Linked DNA regions of Homo sapiens: region 1 is linked to region 2. A link is a contact called in ENCODE POLR2A ChIA-PET data. All regions are on one chromosome and are shown on one strand. The core of a region is the stretch at or near the end of the contact, and the rest is flanking DNA. Distances in the headings are between cores, read along the strand shown.

Region 1 (7,064 bases), core at 1,513-4,012, 340 kb before region 2:
CATCTGGCTCAAATGACACATTTTAATCAACATAATTTCTTCTTTAATCCCATGGATTTTTTTATTTTTTTTTTCTTCCTTTATTATATGGCTCTAATACAATAATAAAAACCTAAGAGAAAACAAGTATCAGCTTTGAAAAGCATAAGCCCCAAATTCACTAACTTATCCAAATGTCAAATTGTTATTTTATTATACATTAATGAAATGAGCTGAATGGCAAATTAATTAGAGGAGGTGAACCAAGATATATTAAAGCTAAAGAAATTTAAGTTTATATTTTTATTGCTTTGTATTTTTAAAAAAGAAACAGTTTTCAAGCAGCTAGATATGTGGTGATAATTAAGTACAAAACTGTCATAATGTAGGCAATTAACAACAAAAACAACAACAAAACCTTCACCTTAGGAACATTTTATGTTGTTACCCTAAAATCTCAATTCCTGATAGACATTACAAAATGTCAGCACGGCCCACATTCCTGAAAGCTCTTGAAATGATGAATGCAGTATCGAGAGGAAAGCTGAGAGGGTGAAAGATCACTGCACATCCCTGCACTGGCAAGGCACCCATACAAGAGGAAATCTGTTTATCAATGCTGATTGCTCCTGCTCTGCTAAAGATGCCAAAATTCAGCAAGAGTTGCAGAGAGCTGAAAGTACACAAAACAAGTCAGTTACTTTGAAATCCTTGAGCCAGAGCTAAGCCTACCTCAGCTCACATCCTAAAAACATCCAAAATGCAATCCTCTTATGCAATCTTGGCTCTTAGAATTCCCTTTGGCAGAATGAGGAGGGCCATCTTCCGTTTGCCAGGAAAATGCACTTCAAAAGCACAGCCTACCCCGCTTTCTACTATCTTATTTCAAAGCTCTGGTGCTTATCACTTGGACCCCTGCCTAGAGAACATTGTGAATTCCCATAAAGATGCATTAACACAAGATAGAAGAATCTGCCAGTCTGAAGGCATCTGCTGTTTGTCAGCTGTCATTCCATGAGAGTTTATCTTCTGGATGTCAATGGCCAATGGCACTGGCCTCACTTCTAAACATGAGATTAAGGCTGAGATCCCAGGTCAGGGACACAAGCTGACTTCAGCCTTTTCTTGAATCTGGACTTTGCCACACCTCCACTCTGCGATAGCACACCTTCACAGCTTTTGTGAGGTCACAGCATCCACCTGGATTCGGCACACACGTTGATTTTCAAGGGCCCATCACAACTTGCAATTCTGCATAGGTGTTTTCTCTAAATGGTAATAATAACGCATGAATTATTATACTATTGCTGCTTGACAGCCCTTTTCCTGTGTGTAGTGGTTTTGGATTATGGCCCACAAAGGCCATCAATTATGCTAGAAAACTAAGGAGCTGGGGGAAAATCACAGGGCAAAATGCATTTTGAGAGACATCATTGTCTAGACTCAAATGTCAGCCTTGGCACCCTCTTCTCAGCCTGGCCTAGATCCACTGTTGGGCAAGTTGATTCTAAAAGGTCCATTTCATTCCCCTCCATGCAAAGCAATGGTAAACAATCAAGTATGTCAAAAATGTTGTTGAGAGTGCATGTTTCTTTGGGAGTGATTACATCTTAGCCGTAGCTCATGAGACTCAGGTCTGGATGGAAAAACTTTTCCAGTGGAGGATTTACAGAGAACAATATAAACATAGATGACAAAGCAAAACAACAAGACAGTTATCTCACCTTACAAATTACATACATCATGGCTAGGCACAGAGGCTCATGCCTGTAATCCCTGTAACTTGGGAGGCCAAGGTGGATGGATGACTTGAGCCCAGGAGTTCGAGACCAGCGTGGACAACATAACGAAACCCCATCTCTACAAAAAATACAAAATTAACCTGGCATGGTGGCTCATGCCTGTAGTTGCAGCTATTCAGGAGGCTGAGATGGGAGGATCACCTAAGCCCAGGAGGTCAAGGCTGCAGTGAGTCGTGATCACGTCACCGCACTACAGCTTGGGGGACAGAATGAGACCCTGTTACACACATACACACACAAATTACAAATTACATACATTAAAAAATGCCTTGTATGTATCTCTATGAATTGAGATTTTGAGAGAATTTGTTTTCTTCTGTACATTTCTCTATATTTTCTAAGTTTTCTATAATAAATAAGCAGTACCTTGGAAATTCTTGTTCTGACTTTTCTTAAACAAAAGATATGTTGAAAGATTTCACCCAAGTGCGAGCTTTAGTTGAAATATAGAATCTGAAATAAAAATTAGAAACATGGTTTCATAACAACTCACTTTAACCTATTTTCTAGAAACAGAATGAGGAATCTATTAAAAATTTTAAAATGAAATTTCAAATTCATACCAGATGTTTTCAAAGTAATAAAATACTACTCTTAAATATCATCTTTCTAGTCTTAATTTTTTGGATGTTTTATTTTTAAAGCCAGAGCTTTTTTTTTTTTTTTCTGTGTAAGTGGGATTGGAATGCTGTTCATCACAAGAAAACTCAAATTTTTTAGATCTTAAAGATAGAGGTTGCACTGTGTGACTTCCTTAATTACACATTAGGAAGTGGAGGACCAGAGAGCAGCAGTGATCTGAGGTCACTTCATAAGCAAGGCAGGGCCACAGCTCGAGTGGGCTTGCTCCCTCTCCACACTCTTGGCCTGGGTTTTGCTGCGATTCTGGCCAAATCTCTAGACTGCCTTCTATGTAGCAGTCACTGGCTAGATCCTAAAGGCTTTGACACAAAACAGGATTGGAAGTCGTCATGAGGTCATTAGTTGCCTCTCCCACGGCATGAGGGAGGAGACCGCTTTGACTTATCCACACAGCCACTGATTTGCAGGGAGACTCACACAGACAACACTATACACCCACCAACACAAACACACTCACCACACACACTGCAAGGGTTTACTACTAACTCCAAACACATGTATTTGGAAAACTAAAATACATACAAAGTTTCCAGAGTTCTACTTCTAACTAGAGGGGTATCTGCTCCTGAGGTTGTGGGGAGTATGGGAACATCCCTTAAATGATGGTTCTCACTTAAAAGGATCAGATAAAGTCCACTGAGAGCACTCCTTTTTTTTTTTCTTCTTTTTCAGATGGAGTTTCACTCTTGTTGCCCAGGCTGGAGTGCAGTGGTGCAATCTCGGCTCACTGCAACCTCCGCCTCCCGGGTTCAAGTGATCCTCCTACCTCAGCCTCCCAAGTAGCTGGGATTACAGGCATGCATACCTGGCTAATTTTGTGTTTTTAGTAGAGACAGGGTTTCACTATGTTGGTCAGGCTGGTCTCGAACTCCTGGCCTCAGGTGATCCACCCATCTCAGCCTCCTAGTTCTGGGATTACAGGCCTAAGCCACTGTGATATAATCCCTGCCTCTTTTCTTTCCAGTCAGAAAGGTGGTGTTGCAGATATAGTGGAAAAAGTAAGGATTTGGAAACCTAAGGGTGACAATATAATACATAAACCTCACTTCATTCAAAAGAATGTTTGCTCTTGAGCATGTCACTAATCTCTCTGAATTCATATTTCTGTAAAATGAGGACATTACATTTCTCCCTGCTCTATCATAAAAATTATACATGCTAGATATATATAGCCTATTATGGGTTGAACTGTGTCCTCCCCAAATTCCTGGGTTGAAGGAGGTCATCAGGACCTCACAAAGTGACTGTATTTGGAGATACCGTCTTTAAAGAGGTAATTAAGGTAAAATCAGGGCGATGGGGTGGGCCTTAATGCAACATGGCTGGTATCCTAGTAAGAAGAAGAGATCAGGATATCAGACACACGTGGAGGGAAGATGACCCGAAGATATAGGGAGAGTATGGCTGTCTGTAAGCCAAGGAGAGAGGCCTCAGGAGGACACAACCCTGCCGACACCTCGATCTCAGACTTCCAGCTTCTAGCATTGTCAGGAAATAGATTTCTGTTGTTTCAGTCGCCCAATCTCTGGTGCCTTGTTACAACAGCCTAGCAAACAGATGCACAGATGTTCACAGAATAAGTGCTCAACAAATCACAGAGGCTATGTTCACCATGATTATTACAGCTTTTCATTGGTAGCGAAGAATGTTGGCTCTGAACTGTACATTAGTGACCAAAGATGAGAGATTTTTGTAATTCAAATTGCAACTCACTTTATTCACTTCCTGTTTACTCCATCCTTGCAAAGAGTGTCACATTTAAGTTTCCTGTTTTTACAAAAATTGTATTATTATTATCCACAAAGTATTTTTCTTTAAATTTTTTTTGTACAGAGGAAGAAAATAAAATTGTACCAGGAAATGAAAATCAACCATAAATTATATAAGAATCTGCACCAACAGCTAGAAAATTAATTATATCATAAAATCCTACCCTCACCATATGAGCTATTGAGGTCTAGTAAATCATTTCACACTAAAGGACTTCAGCCTCCTCGTCTCTAAATTATGGAATTAGGTCGAGTCTCTAAAATTTCCTTCATCTCTGATTCTGAGGCTTGGTATTTAAGACCTCACTTAAAGTAGCAAAACAAGAACATCCACTGATATTCCGGTACTCCAGCAGTGACATACTGGATGACTGTCAGCTATAGCCATTGTCTGGAGAGGAAGTTCAAAGACTGAATAAGAAGTTAAACATTGGAGATCGGGACCAGCCTGGCCAACATGGTAAAACCTCGTCTCTACTAAAAATTAACCAGGCATGGTGGTGGGCCCCTGTAATCCCAGCTACTTGGGAGGCTGAGGCAGGAGAATCACTTGAATCTAGGAAGCAGAGGTTGCAGTGAGCCGATATCGCACCACTAAACAGCCTGAGTGATAGAGTGAGACTCCATCTCAAAAGAAAAAAAAAAAAAGAGTTAAACATGGAAGAATGGATGCTGACCAAGTGAAAAACATCTTTCTATTTTATCTTATGGAGTTCAAGTTTGGTAAGAAAAAAAAAATGTGTTAATTAGCGACCAATTTCTGAACGAAAAAAATATATACCATCATGCATTGCTTGACAACAGAGATAGGAGAGATGAGTTCTGCAAAATGTGTCATTAGGTGATTTCATTGCTGTGGGAACACCATAGAAGGAGCCTACAACAGCCTTACCTGGGCTCTTGTCCCTGGCTACAAACCTGCACAGCATGCAACTGTAGTGAATACAGCAGGCAACTGTCACTCAATGGTGAGGATGTGTGTGTCTAAACATATCTAGACATAGAAAAGGTACAGTAAAAATACAGTATTAGAATCATATGGAACCACTCTTGTATATGCCGTCCCTCTTGGACTCAAACTGTGCTATGTGGTACAGTACTGCACGTACACGTACATAATACACTTTCTACAGCTGTGCTCAGACCCTGTTCAAGGTCTCGGACATGATTTTACTGATCATCACATTTTTATACAGAAAGATGGCTTCTCTTTTAGAAAACATTATTGCCAACCAAAAAACTTTCCCCAGTTAAAGACATATAATATATATGTAAATGTATATATTTATACATACACATGTGGTTCTATGCATACATGTAATATATGATATATTAAGGCCGATATTATGGACATTATAGATAGCATCGTATATATATATATATATATATATATATATATATATATATACACACACACGTATATGCAATTTAAGTTTAGAGTTAAATAAATCTGAGTTAAAATTGAGGTTCTGCTATGTAATATGTACATGCCATGAGACAATTAGTTTCCACTTATTCTCATCTGTAAAATTATAATACTGCTTAATGAAAATATCTCTGTGAAAAATAAATATGGGTGTGAAGTGTTTAGTGTGTGTCACATAATATACATTCAATTATAGTTAAATGTTAATTATTATTATTGTTGTGTTATCACTGTTTCTTCATCTTTTGGATAAATAATTCCAATATCTGTGAATTGGGGATAATCGATTACTCCAGGATAGAAATGAAGAATCTTTGTAAGCAGCCAGCCCAGTGCCAGGCAAATAGTGAGTCCTGCCTAGATACACTTTCCCCTTAGTCCTTCTCCTCATTAGAGGAAGGGGAGTCTCCTAAATAGGTCAAGGAAGGGGAACACACCTGCCTGTTCCTCCAAAAGCCTCCAACTGCTCAGCTCTGTCTCCAGGCCCCTGGGTGTCTTTTGCTGGGTGCAGCCTGCATCAAGGTGGCCACAGCTTCTGCCCTGGGGCAGGTGTTTTAATCAGAAGGGAGCTCCAGCTTCTTTCTCATTTTAGGAGTCCCTTCCCTTCCCTTCCCTTCTGTCCCCTCCCCTCCCCTCCCCCCACCTTTCCTTTCCTTTTCCTCTTTCTTTCTCTTTCTTTCTTTCTTTCTTTCTTTCTTTCTTTCTTTCTTTCTTTCTTTCTTTCTTTCTTTCTTTTTTTCTTTCTTTTTCTTTCTTTCTTTCTTCTCTCTCTTTCTATTTCTCTATTTCTTTCTTGCTCTCTTTTTTCTTTCTTTCTATTTCTCTGTTTCTCTCTTTCTTTCTCTCTCTCTTTCTCTCTCTCTTTTTCTTTCCTTCTTTTTTGAGACAGAGTCTTGCTCTGTTGCCCAGGCTGGGGTGCAGTAGTACAATCTCGGCTCACTGCAACCTCCACCTTCCAGGTTCAGGCGATTCTCCCACCTGAGCCTTCTGAGTAGCTGGAAGTACAGGCATGCACAATCACGCCAGCTAATTTTTTTTTTTTAATTTTTAGTAGGGATGGGATTTCATCATGTTAGCCAGGCTGGTCTCAAACTCCTGACCTCAAGTGATCCACTTGCCATGGCCTCCGAAAATACCGGGGTTACAGGCAAGAGCCACTGTGCCTGGCCAGGAGCTCATTTTTCTTACCAATTCTACTTGAATATTTACATGGATGCTTTTCCTAATTTGCCAGTAAGATCTGTATAATACTGGAGAGTGAAAGATTCTTTCTCTTCCAATGTTTGTTCTACAAGTTGCCCTGCAACCGATTATCTCAGAAACACTTGATTTTTCTTTCTCTTTTTCTCTTATTGTCTGTCTGTCTCTCTCTCTCTCTCTTCCTCTCTCTCTCTCCCCCCGTCTTTCTCCAACATTCCTACCACCCCTACTTCTGTTTTGGTGATG
Region 2 (7,363 bases), core at 138-2,637:
CCTGCACTTGATGAAGCAGCTGGCACCACACAGATGGATAAACTGGCCCATCTGATCTTGTGACCCCCACCCAGGAGCTAACTCAGCCCAAGAAGACAGTGATGCTCCATGATTTCATCTCCAACCCAACCAATCAGCACTCCCCAACTCACTGCCCCTCCCCACCCACCAAATTATCTTCAAAAACTCTGATCTCCAAATGTTCGGGGAGACTGATTTGAGTAATAATAAAACTCCAGCTTCCACACAGCTGGCTCTGTGTGAACTACTCTTTCTCCATTGCATTTCCCCTGTCTTGATAAATCGGTTCTGTCTAAGCAGCGAACAAGGTGAACCCGCTGGGAGGTTACAAAAGAACTGGATTATGCCCACATTGGCGAGGGTGGGTCTTCTTTACCTCCATTCACCAATTCAAAAATCAATCCCATCAAGTCAAATGAAATGCAAATCTCTTCCAAAAACACACCTGGGAATGGACTTTTACCAGCTATCTGGGCATCCCTTTGCCCAGTCAAGTTGACATAAAATTAACTATCAAAAAAGTCTTTCTGAAAAGTGGATTAGCCGGGCACAGTGGCTCACACCTGTAATCCCAGCACTTTGGGAGGCCGACGTGGGCAGATCGCAAGGTCAGGAGATCGAGACCAACCTGACTGACACGGGGAAACCCTGTTTCTACTAAAAATACAAAAAATTAGCTAGGTGTGTTGTTGGGTGCCTATAGTCCCAGCTACTCGGGAGGCTGAGGCAGGAGAATGACCTGAACCGGGGAGGTGGAGCTTGCAGTGAGCCGAGGTCGTGCCACTGCAGTCCAGCCTGGGGCACCTGGGGCAACAGAGTGAGACTCCATCTCAAAAAAAAAAAAAAAAGAAAGAAAAGTGGATTAAAGATCTTAATTTTACCAATCAAGTAAAAATATACATTGCAATATAAAATATTATTTTGTGAATCTTTTTCTGAAGATTTAAAAATTATCCAATAAATATGTTTAATCTAGATTTTATTATAACAAAAACCACTATGTCTGCTGATTGGTCAAATTCAAGACCTGTACAATAAGGATCACTAAAATATGAGCTGGCGGAGGACAGGGTTTTGGCTGCATTCTTACAGCTGTATCTGTGGCACCACGGACAGGTTTGATTTCAGTGGGTGACTTGGCACTTAGTAAACACATTCGCTGACTGAGTTGAATACTTAATTATGTGTCAGCCTCTGGATTTAACACACACTCTCTTGCCCAAATTTCACAACTGCCCTATGTAATAGACATTACTCTGCATTCCTAATACTGAGAAAACAGAGGTATTAAGGGCTTGAGTAACTTGCTGCAATTCTCCAGTTAGTGAGTGATAAAGTCAGAATGCGAATCTTTACCTAAATGCCTCCCTTGATGACCAACCTGTGAAACAGCTACTGATATCTCATGTGTACTGAAGATGAGGTTTCCTGGCTCAGCTGATAAGTCAAGTGTTTTTGGTAGGGACCTACACAATGGGATGATTCAGCTTTTATGGACTCTGCTCCTTTAGTCTATTCTGAAGGGTTATATAATGGATTTTTCTCTTTTACTAATGTGTATCATTTTATTAGTGTTTGAAGTCTTGTAAAAAGTAATATCTGAAGGATGTAAGACAGCAAGTGAGAAAGAAACAGCTCAGAAGAGACTGAGTAATGCTGAGTAATGTTACCTGAACTTCCTGCTCTGCTGGGGTTCCTCTCATACCATATGAGTGGGTAAAGGGTGAAACGAAAATCTTATCTCAACATCCTTCCCCTGTGGATGACAAACTTTGATATTTATTTTATCATCGATATCAGTGAGTCCATATTTATAAAGCGAGGAGCTCTTACAGGAAAGCATTTGTCAAATACCTAATTACAAAATATATTGACCTTCATATTCTAAGTCAAGTGATATATTTTGTATCATTTTCTGCAGAATTATGATAAAGCACAGTGTGTATAAAGTCAAGTTACCCATTATTCTAGCACTGTTTAGTGTTTATATGACACATGCCAAACATGAGAATAACCCCCGTTTGAAAATGTATTTTTTTGGTTACTTACAGCTACCTTATTTTTTTCTTCTTCTTTTTTTTTTTTTTTCTTTGAGATGGAGTCTTGCTCTGTCACCCAGGTTGGAGTGCAGTGGCACGATCTAGGCTCACTGCAAGCTCTGCCTCCCGGGTTCACTCCATTCTCCTGCCTCAGCCTCCCGAGGAGCTGGGACTACAGGCATCCGCCGCCACGCCCGGCTAATTTTTTGTATTTTTAGTAGAGGCAGGGTTTCACCGTGTTAGCCAGGATGGTCTCCATCTCCTGACCTCGTGATCTGCCCACCTCGGCCTCCCAAAGTGCTGGGATTACAGGCATGAGCCACCGTGCCCGGTCTATTTTTTTCTTCTTATAATACATGTGCATTGTAGTACATTTGAGAAACACAGAAAGGAACAAAATTTTAAAAAAATAAAAATTATTTGAAAACTTGCCATGCCCATATTGTGTCTATGAATGTTTTGCTCTATTTCTTCCTATGCCTATATGTCTATTTTAATAGGATACAATTTAGGTGATGACTTTTTTTCCTCTTAGCATTAAATCACTGGTAGTGTCTGATTTTGCTTTATCATTTCCAGATAGTAGTAGCAAAATCCATAGGGGCTGGATTCAAATAGTTACTCTGTTTAGACATTTTGTCACATAAGAGTCTTATAGTTTTCTCTTATCCTCAGTTTTCTCATGTGACTAATCATGGTCACAATATTAATTCACAGGTTTGTTGAGAGAATCAAATGAACTCATGCATGGTGAAACTTTTGATATAACGTATGACTCAAACTAAATGTTCAATAACAAGTTACTATGTAAAAAACACTTAGAAATCATTCTAATGATTGCACAATAGTTCATTATATTGATATACTTTATTTATTTAGATATTCTTTTCTTTTTAAATTTTTTTTTTCAATTTGAAAGAATTCTGGAAAAACAACAGTCTTGAGTCAATATTCTGATTATATCCTTAAGATAGATCAACAGGAATGGAATCACTATGTAAAACACTGTCATCTTTTAAGGATAGTGAAAGGAATTTGAAAATTGTTTTTAAGAAAGGCTGTAGCCAATTATACTGGCATCAGGATGCCTGTTTCACCACAACCCCAAGGTGCCAATTAAACTATGTTTTCTTAGAAAGTAATCAACATTCTTACAGAGAAATTAGACAGTGTGGATGAGAACAAGAAGAAAATAAACATCTCACAATTCATAATCACACATGAAGACTATTGCTTTTTTGTTATACACATTCTGATTCTTCCTTGCATATGTAAGAATTTTTATTCTTTAACACCATTTTATTAAAAATCTGTACCAAATAATTATATTACTTTTACTTATTTATTCTAGAAGCATTTATTTTTAGTAATAAAGGAATAACTATCTTTTTTCACATAATAAATACATCTAAGGGCATAGCACATGATTATTAAAGGAAAAATAGTCCACATAGATTAACAGAGAAAAAATTAAAATAATATAAAATTCTGCCACTCCAGAGTAACCTCTTTGCTGTGTATACTTTTATGTATTTTTTTAACTATATATTATATACAGTTGACCCTTGAACAATGCAAGCGTTATAGGCACTGACCTCTCGCACAGTTAAATATTCATGTAGGGTTTGGCTGTGTCCCCACCGAAATCTCATTTTGAATTGTATCCTGGTGGGACATAATTTAAATCATTGGGGTGGTTTCCCCCATACTGTCCTCATGATAGTGAATAAGTCTCATGAGATCTGATGGGCTTATCAGGGGTTTCTGCTTTTGCTTCTCTCTCATCTTCTCTTGCCAGCACCAAGTAAGAAGTGCCTTTCACCTCCCGTTGTGATTCTGAGGCCTCCCCAGCCACATGAAACTGTAAGTCCAATTAAACCTCTTTTTCTTCCCAGTCTCAAGTATGTCTTTATCAGCAGGGTGAAAACGGACGAATACAATTCACATATGACTTTTGACTCCCCTAAAATTTAACTACTGATAGCTGACTCCTGACAGGAAGCCTTACTGATAGCATGAACAGCTGATTAACATATAAATAAGACTAGTATCTACATATAGTTTATGTATTCATGGCATACCTTTTTCTTAATTTTTTCAGGATTTCTAGGCTAAGCAGCTCATCTGTAAGGTTTTTCAAATTGTTACAATCTCCAAAAAAGTTTTCAATATATTCATTGGAAAATCCACACACAAGTGGACTAGAGTAGTTCAAACCCATGTTGTTCAAGGGTCAACTGTACATATAAATATTTGTTTCCACAAAAATGGGGTTATACTATGTATTATTCTGGTCACCAGATTGTACAAATATTTGATCAGATATAAACAATGAACATATTTAAGTTAAATCTTTGAGTATAGCTATAATTATTATAATAAATCTTTCCAAGTAAACTTATTGGACAAAAGGATGTACTTATTTTAAAGGTTTTTAATAGGAATAAGCAAATTAGTTTACAAAAAGGTTGTATTAATTTGTTTTCCACCAATAGTGTAGGAGGCTGTTTACTTCCTCATATGTGGGACAACATTGGATACTATAACTTATTTTTAATATTTGACTTTTGATGGGTGAAAATAGTATCTGGTATGTTATAGTTCTTTGAATGCTATTGAGGCTAAATAATTTCATATATATATATATATATACATATATATATTTTTTCTTTTTTTATGGCCATACGGTTTTTTTTCTAAATTACTTGTTTATATTCTTTGCCCATTATGCTATTGAAGTGTGTGCCTTTTCAAATAATGTCAGTCATTTATAGTCTAAGAATGTTAACTTTTTCCTATCATATATGTTGGAAACTTTCCTCAAATTTTCTGTTTGCCTTTTAGATTGTTTATGGAATTTCTAGGTAAAGGAAATTGTAAATTTTAAGCCTCTTATTATTTCTGTTAAGTCAACTTTCAAAATAAGCTTGGGAAAGTAAGTGGTGTTGATCTTTAAAAATAAAATAAAAAGAAAATCTCATTGGCAAATAGCATGTTCTAGGCTGAGAGTTTTTTATTCTTATTTTTAATCCTCTTTCAACATTTTTAAATGAATAAAAACGGTGCAATAGACAACGTTTGTGCCCCATTCCCCTCCAAATTCACATGCTGAAATCTTAATCCCCATTTAAGAGGTGATTCGACCATGGGGACAGAGCCCCCTATTGGGATTAGTGCCCATATCATCAGGCCCCAGATGGCTGCCTCACCCCTTCCGCCTTGCGGGTACACAGTGAGCAGTCACTGTCTGTGAACTGGGGGGCCAAACTCTCACTAGACGCCAAGTTTGCCAAGAGCCTAAAGTTTGGACTTCCCAGCAGTTTGGTTCCCCCAGAACCGTGAGAAATAACTATGTTGTTTATAGTCCAGCCAGACCATGGTAACGAACCAAAATAATCAGGTGAAGTAAACATCACTGATGGAGGGGTGGCAGAGGTATTTTCTGAGCTGATTGTATAAATAGTACCCTCCCTTCTTTTGGTTTTAGCTAATGAAGCAGGCTTCTTCTCTCCTTGGTTCACCCCCAAATCAGTCAAGAGCATGAGTCCCATTGTTCTCTTGGGACGACTTGAAAAAGGTGCAGACTCTAGCAAGCGGTGTGTGTGTGTGTGTGTGTGTGTGTGTGTGTGTGTGTGTGTGTGAGAGAGAGAGAGAGTTGTTTGTAAAAGACTGGTGACATAACCCCAAGGTAATAGACATCTACATGTCTGTGTGTGCTTGCTTGGTGACTGATTGGTTCTTTGAATGATTTTAATCATAATTTCCACATTAGTATGCCAGCATTATTATGAATTAAGACATTTATTTTAAAGATGCTCTGCCGTGAGGTAGGCCGAGGTGTGGAAGCTTCCTCTGGTTTGTGCCCACATGGAGTGGGTAATTCTGTAGGTTAGAGCCCCATCTTTCCTCATTGTGATGACTTCAAAACTGGGGTGCCACTCTTGTTGGATGGATTTAAGCCAAAGTTTCAGGAACTCTGAATGGGTCAAAATGAGGCTCTTTGCCCCACATCAGTTTCTCCAGACTTGCTTTATTAGATGATGTTATAATAAACTTGAATAATTCTGATTATAAACAAACTACCAAAGCCTTACCACTCCCCACTCTCTGATACCGAGTTATTTCTCCTACAGGTGCTCCCCAGCTGCCTCCTCACAGCATTTGAGTTTGGTCTTGTAGTTTGGTCTTATTGTCTTGTACATGTGGTGCCCAAAGAGATGTTAAAGCCAAAAACATGCTTAGAAGAGTGTCAGAGCAGGTCATCAGACAAGTGGGGCACGGCGGGGGGACCCCTGACAGGACGGACAGCCTGGGGAGACTCACATAACTCTGGAATGAAGACTGCAGAGAGGGACGCCTTTGAAAGGCCACAGTGGGAACAGGTGTTCAAAGAGGCAGGGCGAGCAGGGGGCGGGCAGGTGCATGGAGCAACAGCCGGCACAGTTGCTGGATGGGCAGGCTGTGTCCACAGTCCCTCCTACCAAGGCGCTTTGGGGCGTCACTGGCATCACCAGCCTGGGACAGACTGTTGTGTCCTGTGGTGGGGCCAGGCTGTTAACAGGGGCCGTGGGCCCAGGGTCAGTGTGTGTCTCCTCCCAGTGTCACCTCCATGCCACTGCGGCAAAGCTCCTGCTGTCTCACTGGGATTGTGCTCCTCAGTTGTGAATTCCGGGCACCCCTGTGCATCCGTGGCTGCATCAGAAACATCCCAGGAAGAGCAAGGCAACATCCCCAAGACATGAAACCCTCACCATCCTAGTTTAGAGAGAGAGCCTTACGTGCACATTGGCTTGAGTTCCCACAAGAGATGTCCTGACAAGGGGAGAAGCACGGAGTTCTGTGGCTTCTTATTAATGACGTTTCCAGAAAAAAAAAGAATAGCAAATAAGATGGCCTAGTGACATTGGTTCTAAAACAGGGGCGTGTCAACAGTTATTTCTATAGCGCTACCAGCTTAAAGTTTTATTTTAAACACAGCTTTAGGAACAGTCTAACGGTTGTGTATCAGTTAACTGCTACGGTAACTTAGTGGCTGGAAGTCACCACTCATTTGATTTCCTCGGGAATCTGCCATTGGGTCAGGGATAGAAATGGCAGCTTGTGTGTGCTCCATGGCACAAGCAAGGGTGCTGGGTTCGAAGGGGTTCACTTCCAAGATGGCTCAGACACAGGCAGGCAGCCCAAGCTGGCTCCCAGAATGGAGGCTGGATCTCAACAGCAAATGACTCTAGAAGTAGGAGGTGAAAACCCCTATTTCCCAAAGCAACAGGCCCCGAGTCACTTCTGCTGCGCCCCGTGTGTCT

Evidence for each region. ChIA-PET counts read pairs that join two places held with the same protein, here RNA polymerase II (POLR2A).
Region 1: POLR2A ChIA-PET joins it to region 2 with 14 read pairs in BJ. The contact joins two enhancer-like sites. POLR2A ChIA-PET finds 5 or more read pairs at or near these places in 2 of 52 experiments (BJ and activated naive CD8-positive, alpha-beta T cell).

Annotation. Positions count from the first base shown.
Region 1 is chr10:4,077,459-4,084,522 of GRCh38, reverse strand. LOC107984195 (a long non-coding RNA gene) reads right to left here. Exons shown (of 10, transcript NR_176060.1): 5 at 5,085-5,186; 6 at 4,137-4,190; 7 at 2,148-2,234; 8 at 1,704-1,839; 9 at 1,148-1,247; 10 at 273-652. Among named protein-coding and RNA genes, the nearest start is that of MIR6078, 90 kb to the right of the region's middle. RefSeq lists an enhancer at 593-1,105. Within about 2 kb of position 2,762, at least 8 of the 41 ENCODE cell types and tissues checked have a DNase peak (open chromatin) inside an H3K27ac peak, as active enhancers do.
Region 2 is chr10:3,734,580-3,741,942 of GRCh38, reverse strand. All of the region lies in intron 1 of LOC105376360 (a long non-coding RNA gene), which reads right to left. Among named protein-coding and RNA genes, the nearest start is that of KLF6, 47 kb to the left of the region's middle. RefSeq lists an enhancer at 1,174-2,373. Within about 2 kb of position 1,387, at least 6 of the 41 ENCODE cell types and tissues checked have a DNase peak (open chromatin) inside an H3K27ac peak, as active enhancers do.